Linked DNA regions of Homo sapiens: region 2 is linked to region 1. Evidence: chromatin loops called from intact Hi-C (ENCODE). Cell type or tissue: adrenal gland. All regions are shown on one strand.

Region 1 (8,000 bases):
AAGAAATTGGCTGGGCACAGTGGCTCATGCCTGTAATCCCAGCACTTCGGGAGGCCGAGGCAGGCGGATTACTTGAGGTCAGAAGTTTGAGACCAGCCTGCCCATCATGGTGAAACTCCATCTCTACTAAAAATACAAAAATTAGCTGGGCGTGCTGGTGGGCGCCTGTAGTCCCAGAATAAAGATCCTATCAATAAGCCCTGGGATATATGACAACTTGATTTATGATGGAGAGGGCACTACAGATCAGTGGGGAAAAGGATGGACTATTCCATTAACAGTACTGACACACCGAAAGCAGTAGCCATAAAGGAAAGATTATTAATTTTTACTACATTAAGAGTTTCTGTTCATCAAAAGATGCCATAAAAACAAGACAAGCCAAGAACTAGAAAAAACTACTTGCAATACATATAGCTGAAAAAGGATTAGTATCAAGAATATTTAAAGAACCCCTTACAAATCAATAAAAGAGAAACGATCTAGAAAAAATAAAAGCATAGGATACAAACAGGGATTTGATCACAGAGATTCATAAACCTATGAAACATGATAAACTTCATTAAGAAATCAACTATAGTCAACAATAACTTAATTAAACATTTAAAAATAACTAAAAGAGTATAATTGGATTGTTTGTAACACAAAGGATAAATGCTTGAAGGAATGGATACCCAACTTTCCATGATGTGATTACTATGCATTGCATGCCCATACCAAAATATCTCATGTACCCCATAAATATACACCTACTATGTACCTGCAAAAATTAAAAATTAAAAAATTAAAAAAAAATCGGTGTCTTGAAATTCAAATTTAACTCACAACGTGACCCATTATATACCCACTGGTTTGGTGAAATTTAAAAGTTGGATAGTACAAAATGTTGATGACGACGTAGAGTGATCGGATCCCTCATTTCTACTAGTGGGAGTATAGGCTTAGGTAATCACTATGGAAAACAGTTTGGTGTTTCTCAAGACAGTTGAACACGTGCGTATCCTACAATCGAGCAATTCTACTCTTAGGTACACATTTTAAAGAAATGGTGACGCATATGTCAGGAACCACGTGCAAGAAGGTTCATAGCAGTTTTGTTCATAATTGCACAAAACAGTCCAACCACCATTAATGGTGGTATGATACATAAACTGAGTTCTATTTTGGAAGTTTCATTCCATATAATGGAATATCACGCAGCAGTGAAACAGGAATGAAATATAACTTCATCCGTCAGCACTGCTGAATCTCAAAAAACTGTTGAGTGAGGAAAGCAAGACAGAATACCTGAAATATAATTCTACCTATGTAAAGTTCAAACACAGGAAAACCAGACAATATATAGTTTAAAAATACATGCAGAAACGATACATTTATAAAGAAAAGCAAGAAAGTGAGGAATTAAAAATCTGGGATCGGTATTAGCTAGGGGCGAGGTGGTGGGCGTAGAAGAGCGATACACAATTGGAGGGGGCACCTTGGGGATTCTAAGGTACCTGAAATACTCTGTTTCTTAAACTGAGGAGTGGGGCATGTATGTTCATATATAAAAATTCCATATTTAATGTGTTGTACCATTCTTTAAATACATTAAATATGTAATTTTTATATATGATACGTTTCATGGGGAAAAGTACACACACATTTTTCTGAACATTATGAGGAAAGGGTTACAATAGGCCAACAGGAAAAGAATTTACTGATGTTTTTACAATGTGATTCTCTATTTCAAATCCACTCTATACATTTTTTAGAGGGATGCATCAAGGTGGGATTCAGCCAAGCTTAGGAACAAGAGCTGACATGGAAGGACTGGGTGATAAGCATGACCTCACATGAGATGCTATAAAACACTATGGGCCACTCCTCTCTGCCTCACAGGTACAATTCTTAATTACTTAACTCAGTTAAACAGAGAAGCACTGAAGGCTAGGTTCTATGCAAGCATGCAACATCACATGCCAGAACTGACTACGCAATATAAATGGACCTCAAATGATTAAGGTTGACAACCTCTAAAGCATACTAGAAAACTAGTATTCTACTACATGCATTTACCTTGCTTCAGAAGAACTGACACCTGCTTAAAGTTGCTATTCATGGAACTCAATTATTTTGCAAAGCAGTATAAGTGCTTACCTATGTTTAACCATTTTTTGATCATGGCAAAAATGACTAAAGAATCTTGCATAGAACAAGTGCATGACGGCATGTTCTTTCCCTCCAATGTACAAATCCACAGGCATCCAGTAATCGGCCACTGCTGTGTTAAAAGGGCTGTAAAAAAGAGATGGAGGCATTTTTAAAAACCTGCTTTGCCACAATTGTGTAAATTAAACAGGCCTATTGTAATATGCATATGCCCTGAAATGAACCGTATCAGGGAATAACAATGATTTTTTTAAAATATAAGAGAAGGCCGGGCGCGGTGGCTCATGCCTGTCATCCCAGCAGTTTGGGAGGCCGAGGCAGGTGGCTCACCTGAGGTCAGGAGTTCGAGACCAGCCTGCCCAACATGGCGAAACCCCATCTCTACTAAAAATACAAAAATTAGCCAGTTGTAGTGGTGGGCACCTGTAATCCCAACTACTCAGGAGGCTGAGGCAGGAGAACCACTTGAACCCGGGAGGCAGAGGTTGCAGTGAGCCAAGATCGTGCCATTGCACTCCAGCCTGGGCAACAGGGTGAGACTCTGTCTCAAAAACAAAACAGACAAACAAACAAACAAACAAACAAACAAAAATATATATATGAGAAAAGCTTATATAATAAAAAAGAAAAAAGTCAGGTAAGTGTTAATTTATGAAATTATAAAAATGGTTACAGAAGATATTACTGACATATTTCAACAAAAGCAATTTGCATATAAAATGAGGACAAAAGGAAAACATACCAGCAAAAAAAGGCATCTTGCTACAATGCACCTTGAATATCTAGATTCACTTTAATTTTTATTATTATGATTACACAATTGAGATGTCAGAGTTCCTACCAATAGAGGGCAATGTGGTATTTACAATGAAGATTAACATGCAGATACTAAATGTTTATTTATTAATTTATTTTCACATTAAAAAACATTTTTTTTTCTTTATTAAAGTTTGGGTCTTGCTTGGTCACCCACGCTGGAGCGCAGTGGCACAATCATAGTTCACTGCAGCCTCCAACTCCTGGGCTCAAGCGATCTTCCAGCCTCAACCTCCCAAGTATCTAGGACTACAGACACACACCACTCTGCCCAGCTAATTTTTTCTTTTTTTTTTTTAATTTTCTTTTTGAGACGGAGTCTCGCTCTGTCACCCAGGCTCGGTTGCAGGGGCGTGATCTCGGCTCACTGCAACCTCCGCCTCCAGGGTTCAAGCTATTCTTGTGCCTCAGCCTCCTGAGTAGCTGGGATTACAGATGCCTGACACCACACCAGGCTAATTTTTATATTTTTAGTAGAGATGGGGTTTTGCCATGTTGGTCAGGCTGATCTTGAACTTCTGACCTCAGGTGATCTGCCTAACTCGGCCTCCCAAAGTGCTGGGACTACAGGTGTGAGCCACTGCACCTGGCCATCAGTTAATTTTTTTAAAACATTTTTTATGGAGACGAGGTCTTGCTACGTTCAGTCCAGCTGGTCTTGAACTCCTGGCCTCAAGTCATCTTCCTGCCTCGGCCTCCCCAAGTTATGGGATTACACATGTGAGCCACTGTGCCCCAGCTGTAAATGTTTATTTTAAAATAGAAATTTGATTTTATTTTTTAAAGCAGTCTGAAAATATACTCAGCTAGAGACTGTATATTGCTTACTGAATGCGATGCAACATATTTAAGGTGACTTGTCATATAATAGCCCAATAACTCTCACCTAACAGATACTAATAGAAAGGCTTTCTCATACTCTTGGGTCCTAAAGGACACTGGAGAGGAAAGGAAATGTCATTTCCATTTTCTGGCTGGGACCTTCGGTGGGAGGGGCAGCACTGGCTGGCGACAGACCTCTGTGTTGCCAAGGTAATGCCGTCCCTTGAGGTCAGCCAATCAAGCAAACCTTTGCCTTTGGAGGACTTCGAATATTTGTGAATTGGTTCCCTGACACCTCAAGCCACCTTTTTCCCCAGGATAGACTTGGCTGGCTTCAGCTTTGAGGCTAGAAAAAAGAGCCTGGCTACCACCACATATTTGCATCTTAATATAGTTTGGTGTTCTCCAGTCACTGTACCAGAATTCTGATAAAATTTTTAAAAAACACTTTTTTTCTTCGTGAAAAACAGTTCCCTAAAGAAATTCAACTGCCAATCCAGGCGACAGAAAAGAAAGGAAAGTGAAGGATGGTATTTGGCCGGAAAACAAGTTTGGGATATATTAAGGAGTGAAATGTTGAAAGTAGCTACAGCTCAGATTTATGATCCACTCAGGAAACCACCCCAGGAAGAACTCGTGCTGGGGCTGAAGCTAACTACAGTGTGTCATGAGGGAAATGAAGTGCTCACTGCTGTTCACAAACTGGGGGCTGTGACGGTCTCAGGATGTCTCTCCCGCCACGGTAACTTGAGGTCTCTCTCATCTGTGTGAAGGCTTTCCTTTGAAGCACTCTGAGAAAGGAAAGAGCCTGACCTCACTTGCATTCTAAGCCAGTTGTTACTACATGAAATGCACCAATGGCCCCTTATAGAGGGAAGGCCCTGAAGGGGAGCCCCTCTGTGGGCCAGAGAAGGCCATGCTGGTGGTTCCCAGCCACAGTCGTCACCTTGCACCCTTCCTGCCTTTGCAGGGTGTCTTTCACTCAGGATCCCCCTCATTTCTTTTTTTTCTTTTTTTTTTTTTGAGAGGAAGTCTCACTTTGTTGCCCAGGCTGGAGTGCAGTGGCACGAGCTCAGCTCACTGCAACCTCTGCCTCCCGGGTTCAAGCGATTCTCCTGTCTCAGACTCCTGAGTAGCTGGGATTACAGGTGCGTGCCACCGTGTCCAGCTAATTTTTGTATTTTTGGTAGAGTTGGGGTTTTGCCATGTTAGTCAGGCTGGTCTCCAACTCCTGACCTCAGGTGATCAGCCTGCCTCGGCCTCCCAAAGCGCTGGAATTACAGGCGTGAGCCACCATGCCTGACAAGGATCCCCCTTATATCTGATATGAACTCAAATTACAGAATCACAACACTGCAGGTTGAAATTCTGGCAGGGTGAGGGCAGGAGTATCTGTCTCACTAGAAAGATATTATTTTAGAACCACGAAGAATAGGGAGGCATATTTTATATGTAGGCAACAGGGTTCCAGAATGTTTCTGCCATGGACAAGAGCAATTAGGCAAGGCCCTTTTAAGCACAATGCTGTGTTTTTTCCTGGGCTCTGGAAGAGTTTCTTTCGGTTCTCATTCTCTCTCTTTATAAGGCTACCTACTGCTCTCTTTTCCTTAATTTGTTTCTTTTTTTGGGGGGGGCGGGGTTCAAATAAACACATGAATACAGCTTAAAAATCAAAATGGTACTGAAAGATTTACAATGAAAAACAGTGGTCTCCAGCCCCAATTCTTTCCTTGCCTCAGGCCTGTCTCTTAGCCACTTTTAATTCTTTTGGTTGTTTCTCCCAGCAATTATTGAAAAAAAAAAACATGTTTATACTCTTTATTGATTTATCAATTTAGGAAATGATCTACTATGTAGTAAGAGGTGAGGCTTCTTAGCGGTCTCACCCTCCCTACCTGCTACCTTCTCTGTAGAGTTACATTATTCTTTTCAGTTAAATAAATAACATTACATCTTTACAATCATACAAATGCAGTTCACTGCAAGGAGGGTATCACAGTAGCATTTCCTTCTTTTTCCGTTTTGTATTTGTGTTGTACTTGGGATTTACTTGGCTGTGAATAATCTAACTTAATGATGTAGCACTCTCCCTTTAAGAGAGCCTGTTCCGAGGTGCACAGTTGACTGACAGCTTCCAGCTGCTGCATCTGTGGACCCACTCTGGTGTGTTCCTGCCAGCCCATGTTGCTCTCCCAGGCTGCTCCCAGGAGAGTAGAGGGAGGGGCTGGAGCAGAGCCATTTTAGCCTGACTGTAAGACTCTAATGGACAAGCTTTGCTTGGGCCTTCCCACTGGCCAGGTCGAGGCTTTCTCAGAGTTGTGCTGTGGGCTGAGGCTCCTCCACCTGATCCTCCTTCCTTTCCCTTCTCCTTTCACACCTGTCACAGCTCCATCGTGGTCTAAGAGCACTCTCTGCCCACTCCTCCTCTTCTCCCCTTTAATCTGCACAGGCATTTCCCCCCAAGAAATCTCTTGCATGTCTAATTCCATCTTGGTCTTTGCTTCTAGGAGGAGCCACACTGACAAATGCTCAAAGACATCAGCAGGGACGTTTTACCTGTGTGGATTATGAGGGTCAGTGTATCTGAAGTAGTACCAAGCAGAATCAACAAAGGTATCCATCGTGTCTGTCTCTCTCTTGGCTGCTCCCTTGCACCTAAGAAAGAAATGAAATTCATCAATTGGTTTCTTTTTAAATTTTAATGCAGTTTTCCATCAGCTTTTGAGAGAGCTATAAGTATGAATTTAAAATGTCATAAGAATAAAGCCACAGGCTGGGTGTGGTGGCTCACGCTTGTAATCCCAGCACTTTGGGAGGCTGAGGTGGGTGGATCACGAGGTCAAAAGATCGAGACCATACTGGCCAACATGGTGAAACCCCATCTCTACTAAAAATACGAACAATTAGCTGGGCGTCGTGGCGTGTGCCTGTAGTCCCAGCTACTTGGGAGGCTGAGGTAGGAGAATGGCTTGAACCCGGGAGGTGGAGGTTGCAGTGAGCCAAGATCGTGCCATTGCACTCCACCCTGGTGACATAGCAAGACTCTGTCTCAAAAAAAAAAAAGAATAAAGCCACATATGAAAAGACAATTCAGGGAAAGCTCTCTTTTTATATTGTATAGTATGCGATGTTTTAAAGAAATTTATTTACAAATAAAAGTTTCAATTTTCAACAATTAAAAGCCTTATTTTCCACTTCTCTGAATTTAACCTGGTAGAAAGCCTCACCATCCAAAAGGACAAGACAGGATTAGGTATCTCTTTTGTGCCTTAACTTCTGTTCCAGGCATGTCAAGATTGCCTTCGCCAATGCCTACTTTATGATGCTTATGAAGCCAATCAATGCATGAAGACAAATGAGAACCAAATATAGGGAGATGTGTGGAAAATCAACTTGGATTTTTCTTCTACTTCTGTTCTGGGGTGACAGGTGCAGAAATCTACCAGGATGACTCGAGGAAGACAAACCAACTTGGAAGCCCCAAAGGCAATGGTTGCTCCAGCTCATGCCAGCCTGTAAGAATCAATTGGGGCATCTCTTCACAACACTGTGACAAAAGATGGCAAGTTGGTAGCTTGAAACTGGCCCTGATGGGAGTATGTACATCACGGAAATTGGCAAATGCTAGAAATCAGGACCCCCCTCCAAAGCTAATTACATATCTACCATGAGACCACTGCCTAAAGGTAGGTTCCTTATGGAAGAGTGAAGAAAGCCCTGGTGTTCAAGACAGAGAATAAAGTGAGATCCTTGATATGTGAAGGGTTGCATAGAAAAAGGAATCCCTGTCCTAGGGACAGACATGTCCAGCAGGACCAAGGTCTCACAAGGGCCCAAGTGTTACACTCATTATTTTTATTTTGAGATGGAGTCTGGCTCTGTCACCTGGGCTGGAGTGCAGTGGCTCGATCTCAGCTCACTGCAACCTCTGCCTCCTAGGCTCAAGCAATTCTCCTGCCTCAGCCTCCTGAGTAACTGGGATTACAGGTGCATGCCATGATGCCCGGCTAATTTTTGTATTTTTAGTAGAGATAGGGTTTCACCATGTTGGCCAGGCTGGTCTCGAACTCTTGACCTCAAGTGATCCGCCTGCCTCAGCCTCCCAAAGTGCTGGGATCACAGGCATGAGCCATCATGCCCAGCTGCTACACTCATTCTTAAGAACATTCCTAGAGTTGTGGGCCTGTGGGACTGAAGGAACCAGGTGCCAA
Region 2 (8,000 bases), 270 kb after region 1:
ATACATTTAATATGTACAATTTGATGAGTTTGGCCATATGAATACTTTTTTTTTTGAGACGGAGTTTCACTCTTGTTGCCCAGGCTGGAGTGCAATGGTGCAATCTTGGCTCACTGCAACCTCTGCCTCCTGGGTTCAAGTGATTCTCCTGCCTCAGCCTCCCGAGTAGCTGGGGTTACAGGCATGCACCACCATGTCTGGCTAATTTTGTATTTTTAGTAGACACAGGGTTTCTCCATGTTGGTCAGGCTGGTCTCAAACTCCTGACCTCAGATGATCCGCCTACCTTGGCCTCCCAAAGTGCTGGGATTACAGGCGTGAGCCATTATGCCAGGCCTATGAATACATTTGTGAAACCACCACAGTCAAGTTAATAAACACATCTGCACCTCCAAAAGTTTGTGTCCCTTTTGGGGGTGTGTGTGTGGTAAAAACACTTAACATAAGATCATAAGATTTATCCTCTTAACAAAGTTTTAAGCACACCATACCATATTGTTAACCATAGGCACTATGTTGTATGGCAGACCTCTAGAACTTATTCATCTCGTGTATTTGTCCGTTCCCGCACTGCTATGAAGAAATACCTGAGACTGGGTAATTTATAAAGAAAAGAGGTTTAATTGGCTCACAGTTCTGCAGGCTATACAGGAAGCATGGCAGCATCTGCTTCTGGGGAGGCCTCAGGGAGTTTTTACTCATGGTGGAAGGCAAAGCAGGAGCAGGCATCTTATATGGCAGGAACAGGACCAAGAGAGAGACGGGGAAGGTGCCACACACTTTTAAACAACCAGATCTCACAAGAATTCACTATCACCACAATAGCACCAAGGGGGATGGTGTTAAACCATGAGAAGCCGTCCCCATGATCCAATCACCTCCAACCACCAGGCCCCACCTCCAACTTTGGGGATTACAATTTGACATGAGATTTGAGCGGGGACACAGATCCAAACCATATCATCTCATATAACTGAAACTTTATACCCATTGAACAACAACTCCCCATTTCCCCTTTCCCCTATCCCCTGCCAACCACTATTCTATTTTCTGCTTCTAAAAGTTTGAGTATTTTAGATCCATCATATTAGTGGAATCATGCAGTATTTGTCCTGTGACTGCCTCATTTCACTTACTGTAATGCTTTCCAGGTCCATCCATGTTGTTGCAAATAGTAAGATTTTCTTCTTTTTTAAGGCTGTATAATATTTCATTGTATGCACATACCACATTTGCTTTGTCCATTCATCTGTCTTTGGAACATTTCGGTTGCTTCCACCTCTTGGCTATCGTGAATAATGCTGCAATGAACCTGAGAGTGCAGATATCTCTTAAAACTCCTGATTTCAATTCTTTGGATGTATATCCAGGAGTAAGATTGCTGGATCATATGTTAATTCTATTTTTAATTTTTTGAGAAACTTCCATACTGTGCAGCTGCACCATTTTACATTCCCACTAACAGTGCAGTATTTCAATTTCTCAGGGTCCTTCTTAACATAGCACTCCAACAACCACTCCTAGACAATCCAAGTTAGGCTACAAAATAAAAGTGATTTGCCATTTTGGAGCTTAAAACAAGACGCCAGATTATCAATGAGCAAGGAACTAAAATAGACAAGATTTAAGAAAAGTTTAGGCCACAGGGGCATAGAAGAAAAGTTTAGGCCACATGGGTCCTCCCTGGGAGATGTCCCTTCTTGGGACAGAGGTCACTGAGGATATGGGTTTTGGTGGGCAGAGAGATGGCTGGGCCTTTGGTGGATTGTGGGACATTGTGAGCCTCTTTGGTTTGCCTCTAGAAGGGTAAATAATGTGTTTTCTTGCCATACTGTCACTCACAATTGAGTGACAAGTGGGCAGCTCAGATCTCTAGGCTTCATTGGTCTAGATTTCCACAGGAGTTTGGTTACAGAAGAGGTCTGATTCCTTTCTCCTGCGCACTCCATCTCTTGCTCAGCAGCCAGCCAAAAGGCATGAGCCATGCCAGGTGAGGTGGGTAGAGCAGGCCAGGACCACAGGCCCAGCTGCAGGGCAGCACTGGACTCTTCTGGAGAAGCTCATGGCACACATCTCCAAAGTCCAGAGGGCAGAACAAACCCAGATACAATCAAGATGGAGGCTGCCCTCGAGGTGCCACCTGGGCAGCAGGGAAAGGGCACAGGAGGCCCTGAGTGACCATGGCATAAAGCTTCAAGCAGGCAGTCCCATGGGGATTCTGCTACTGTGTGAAGGACTGCAGGAGTCTGCTCAGCAGCCCAGGTAACAGGAAGCATGACCCAGGACTGGATCCAAGTGATGGCAGGAACAAGCAGAAGGAAGAGAGAAAGAGACATTAGCCCCACCCTCCCCAACCAGGATGTGGTGTGGAGACAGGTTCAGTCACACCAGAGGGGGAGTATGAGCAAGTGGCAGGCTCTAAGTCCAGGTGGCCAGAGGCAAAGTCATCAGCTTAAAGTTTCCACAGTCTCCAGGCATATAGTTCATGTCTTTATTTACTCATTTATTTAATAGTTTTTGAACACTTACTACATATCAGGTACGGTCCCATGTAATTTTAAAATGTTAGTTCTTTTAGTCCTCACTACAACCCCGTGAAGCAAGTGCTCCATTATTATTCTCATTTTACAGTTGAGAAAACTAAGGCTCAGAGTGGTAAGCATTATGCCCAAGACTGTACAGTTCATAGATGATTCAAACCCCAAGACAACCTGGTATCCTTCCAGACCTGGTCTTCACTGGTCCAGGGCCTAGTTAGAGAAGGTCAAGAAGGCTCCACCTACAAATTACCCAGAATCTTCTGGAGTCTGTAGCTGGAATGCTCTTTCAGTTAGTCTCCTCTGCTCAGCCTAGTGATGACCCAACAGCCCCACTTAGAACATGGGCTCCAAGTTTTTGCCTATTTCCACGGATTTATTCAAACTTAAGGCCAGGGCTGGTGCAGCCTGGGCTTCCATCTCACACCTGAGTCTCCTGGAATCTCACCCAGGTCCTCAGCAGAGCTGGAAGGAGCAAGCCTTAATTGCATCAGAACGGAAGCTTGCTGAATACACCGGCACTCTTGGTGCATGCAATCAATCCTCCACCCTGTAAATCTAGTTAGAAGTGTGATTCCAGCAATTATAAAGGCCATCATTTTCCTCTTCTTTCCTAAGTAAATTAGAAAGGCTCATTGCTCTCACTTTGCAACTGGACCTCATTTTTAAAGTGCAGCTATGAAAGCACTGCAAAGGAGTATACTTAGAGAGGCGCTGTGCCTGATGCTCAGTTGGCCAAGGGGCTTGGCTTCTAGCCCTGGTTTTGTTATCAACCAGATTGTGATCTTTGGTACAGCCAGGACCCCTCTCTGTGCCTTGGTTTCCACATGTATAAAATCAGGAGTTTGGATTAGGTGGCCTCTAGGATCTCTTCTAACTGTCATGGCCACTGGATTTGCTTGATTGCCAAGGATGGCCCCATGTAGATAGAAATTTAGCTTCTTTTAAGCTGGGAGCTTGCCCTCCCTATTTTCCACATACAGTGATGAATCCATGCAGGTGGAAATATACCAGTTTCCACATTAGGGTAAGGACAGAGAAGAAGCCACATGCCAGTGTTCCAAAAAGCAGTACTTTCTGGAACTAAAAGTGCTAGCTAGCTGGACTCACTGAATACTTACCCTGTGCAGGCACTGAACTGGCTGTTTTATAACAATAAACTCATTTAACCCTCACAATAGAGCAGCTATTAGGCCCATTTCATAGACATGAAAACTGAGACACAACAAGACAAAATGGTGTATCCAAGCCAGGTTTGCTAGGCTCCGTGGTCATAGTCACAACTCTCTCAAATCCCCAAATCTGAGGACTTTAGTAGAAAAAGAGAGAACAGACTGACCAAGAGGCAATCTCAACGTGAAGAGACTGTCAGGCAGAACATCTGCCTGAATGAGCACATCCAAGCAAACTTCAGCTGTCCCACAAGCATGTAGGAGCCCATAGATCCAGCAAGAAGGACTGAGGTTAGAAGGCATGAAAGGCCATGATAAATGTGTTCCAATGTTCCTGACTCTCTCAAAATGGGCTTTTGCTTCCCCCATCTCTTCTGCATCTCTGTAAATGGAATGCCAATTATTTCCTTTGAAGGGAATGTTAGTGCTGTTTTGAAGCAGCATGAAGTAAATTTTTATGACACTTTTAGTGGCTGATGGGGAACATCCAGCTGCCTTGACTTTGATGGTGCAGCTTTGTCTCTCAGGTTTGCAACATTGAAATCCTCAGAATTTACAATTATGAATGCTAAATGTCATCTTAATTTGTTATAAGGTGGATACACAAACCACAAAATATCACTTGCTTTAAGGGCTGTCTCTCCCAAAAAAATTACTTTAAGTGGCACACAAATTTATAGAAATGCATGTTACCATATTACAAAACATTTTGTTTTCAAGGAATAGATTCTGTTAGGTTCATGTGATGGACATTAACCCCAGAAATAAGTGTTTCACAGCAGTCGTTTCACAGAAACCACTTTTCTGTCCCTATCAATGTGTGTTAGTTTCCCTGGACTTTTTCCCCTCTCTCTTCCGTACCTCTCCAAGTAATTTGTTTAAAAATCCACCAATGTCATACGTGAAGGCTCCTAAGTAAATTGGGAGCTGCAGGCTGGGTGTCTGTCAAGCTGTATCCCAGGTTCCCGACCAGCACTAACTGAGCACCTACTCTGTACCAGGTGCCATGCTGAGCATTAAAGACACCAGTGGAGGAGACACACTTGATAGCAGGAAAACCACAAGCCAGAGCTTCATCAGTAAGGATGCATCAGACTGGGAAAACATCCTTAAGTATTTCAGTATTGGCAGAATTTATGAATTGAGACTGGATGCAGGGTATATTCCTGGAAGGCTGAAGAGCCAATGAGTCGGTCCTTGTCCAATGCCCAGCCTTCCTGCACCTGTTTTCTCATCAGTAAAATGGGAAGATAACCTCCAACTCGCAAGGTTGTTAGTGATGATGGAGGCCATTCAGCAGGGCTGCAGTGAAAAACAAGGTTGTCAGACAAGGCTTGAATCTCGGCTCCACCGTTGTATGACTGTAAAAGTCACTTTATCCTTCTGAGCCTCAGTTTACTTCATCTGTAAAATGGCACAGAAATCTCTTCCTCATGGAACAATGGTAAGGATGCATTTCAAGCTCTTAGCACAGCGCCTGGCACAAGTAACTGCCAGTTAAGGGACAGCTATCATCTGGTAAAGGTGCCAACGTCAGGCTAAGCCCAGGAGAGGTGCTCTCTCAGCAGGCATTTCTCTCGTTTTCATTGACAAGAAAACTGAAGGGCACCACATGTACCACATGGGCACCACTTTCCTCCCAGTGCTCTTTTAGACACTCTCCATCTCTCCAGAAGAGCAGAAGCTTCTTACTTCCTCAAAATGTCTTTGCTGAAATCTTACCAGATGAACAGCATGACTACAGAAAAGAAATACAGGCAGCAGTCCCTGCCTACCATGCACACAAGGTATCCACATGCAAACATTTAATGTGCAAGACAGAATTAAGTCTAAGTAACAATGTAGGCTGGCAACAGTCGGCTTGTCCCAAGGCGGCCCATGATTACCAAATGAACTGTGCAGGCTGTAACTGCAGCCAGAATTCTGCAGAGGCAACCCTCCCTTCTGACCATGGTGGTCAGGAAGGATAAATGTCCACACCCTGGAGATTGGGTAGAGACATGGGGGGGGCAGGGGGGCGGGGAATCGAAATGCTTCATGCAAGCAGAGGGCAAGAGACTGTCAGGGTCTAAATCAGCTGAACACTGGGGGCTTCCAGACTTCCATTCCAGCGGCCCCTGGCAGATGCCCAGATCTTCAGCTGCTCCTGCAAACCAGTCCTCGAGCCTCCCATATGAGAAATGGGATGTATCAGGAGGACACCCATGAAAAGCATTATTTTCTTCACTTCCCAGTCCTCCCCAAAACACACACTCAACACAAGTACGACAACCTCCTATGACTTTGATATAGCTGAACCACTGGCTTCTAGCTGCTGCTTTTTTCCGTCCTGTTGTTATGATTCTTTTGTGGTTCTTGCTTATTTCTCAGTCTACAACATATGGTAATCATATCTTAATTCCACCCACATAATAAAAGAGAACCAATGAATTGCTGTACCTGCCACACTCTGAGGTCACTGGATGAAAGGAATTCAAATAACTCAGAGAGATCTTTTTTTAAAGTTATTACTTCAATAGGCAGTATAAGGAAAAATTAGCTAATACTGGGGAGGAACATAGGAAATGAACAGAATGAAATTACCATGCATCATTCCTAATAATTTTCTTTGATGTCCTCAATTATTGTGTTCTAACAATACAGTCCATGGAGAAAAATGTGCTGTCCTCGTTTTATGGACAATCAGAAATTTATCAAAGCCTTCCATTCATTTTATAAATATTACAGGATTTGGGGAAATGGAAGGGATCTCATCTGCCTTTCTTCCTTAAACCTGATATAAGGACTGTCTAGGTGGTTCTGTCCATCTCCACTCCCTAAGATGCCACTCATGTCTTGCTGGGTTGACTCAGTCTATTGAATTCACTCACTCATTCCTCAACTATTTATTGAATCCCTACTGTGTGCCATGTACTGTTCCATTGAACAAAACAGGTAGTTTTGCTTTGAGGGAGCAGACATGCAAATAAAGGAAGATACATTAAACAAAGAAAAACACAACCGTGTGTCAGCTGATGAGAAGTACTGAAAGAAGTGGGACAATGCATAAGAGGCTGGAGAGTGATGGGGAGGCCGGGTGCGGTGGCTCACGCCTGTAATCCCAGCACTTTGGGAGGCCGAGGCAGGTGGATTACTTGCGGTCAGGAGTTTGAGGGCAGTCTGGCCAACACGGAGAAACCCCATCTCTACTAAAACTACAAAAATTACCCTGGTGCCATGGGGGGCAACTGTAATCCCAGCTGCTGGGGAGGCTGAGGCAGGAGAATCACTTGAACCCAGGAGGCAGAGGTTGCAGTGAGCCAAGATTGTGCCATTGCACTCCAGCCTGGGTGACAGACTGAGACTCTGTCTCAAAAAAAGAGGAGTGATGGGGATGGTGGGAATGGGCATTGTTTATAGAGATTGGTCAGAACAGGCATCTCTGAGGAGCCGACATCTGAGCAGAGATCTACAGGAAGAGAGGGAGCAAGCAAGACAGGTATCAGAACACTGTCTCAGGCAGAGGAAAAAGCATGGGCAAAGGCCTTGAGTCGAGTTTTCTTGGTGTGTTCATGAAACAGCAGGGAAGTCAGGATGTCTGGAACAGAGCAGGTGAAGAGAAGAAGGGAAAGTAGGAGAAGATGGATCAGAGAGGTGGCCAGAACCACAGCTTATGAACAGGTGTCAGCCGATAGCTCAGGCAGAGTTCTTTACCAGTAGGCAGACTCACTCAGTCAGCCAACACGAGCATGGACCACCCTTTGCCCTGGCTGGCCCTCCAGGTCCCTGCCGAGCTGGAGGGAGGACCACAAAGAGATCATGGTTGAGAAAGGTGGTGAGACTTCAAATTTTCCTCTTTTTTTTTTTTTGGTAGAAGTAACATTTGCACATTTTAGATAATATGAAAAAAATGCAGAAAAGAATAATGATGCAGAGGCAGAAAAGTAAAGACATCAGGTAGCTGGGATTAGAATTGTTTCCTCCCTGCTTTCCAACCTTTGTATAAGGCTGTTATATTTATAAAAAATACATCTTTAAAAAGGAACTCAACTGAAAGTTTATTTTATCAAAATAAAATAGAATTGTACCACATACTTGTTTAACTTATGCACAGACCTTGATGCCTACTGCCATGAGATGAGATGCCTCTAGTTCTTTATTTAAAAAAAAAATGAACTTTTCAGATGAGGGAGACTGTACTGATATCCTGGCTTTGCCACTAACTGCTGTGGGACCTCAGGTAGGTGATTCACCTTCTCTGAGCCTCAGTTTTCTCATGGTAAAATAGGCATCACATCCATGGGATTGTTGT

Evidence for each region. Peaks named below come from ENCODE experiments on the same cell type or tissue, not always from the same donor. Only the 100,000 strongest peaks of a DNase experiment are listed, where the experiment ranks them.
Region 2: a loop joins it to region 1, with 5 times the contacts of the local background. A loop is called at or near these places in 74 of 110 quality-filtered maps.

What each region holds. Positions count from the first base shown.
Region 1 is chr3:45,494,719-45,502,718 of GRCh38, reverse strand. LARS2 (leucyl-tRNA synthetase 2, mitochondrial) reads right to left here. Exons shown (of 22, transcript NM_015340.4): 14 at 6,346-6,444; 15 at 2,140-2,277. It overlaps LARS2-AS1 (LARS2 antisense RNA 1), which reads left to right. Exons shown (of 4, transcript NR_048543.1): 3 at 7,219-7,475. Among named protein-coding and RNA genes, the nearest start is that of LARS2-AS1, 11 kb to the left of the region's middle. In adrenal gland, CTCF peaks have their summits at 2,802 and 3,004 (motif pointing right); no DNase peak of the experiment used is centred here; H3K27ac peaks cover 631 bases.
Region 2 is chr3:45,228,819-45,236,818 of GRCh38, reverse strand. No RefSeq gene overlaps it. Among named protein-coding and RNA genes, the nearest start is that of TMEM158, 6.5 kb to the right of the region's middle. In adrenal gland, no CTCF peak of the experiment used is centred here; no DNase peak of the experiment used is centred here.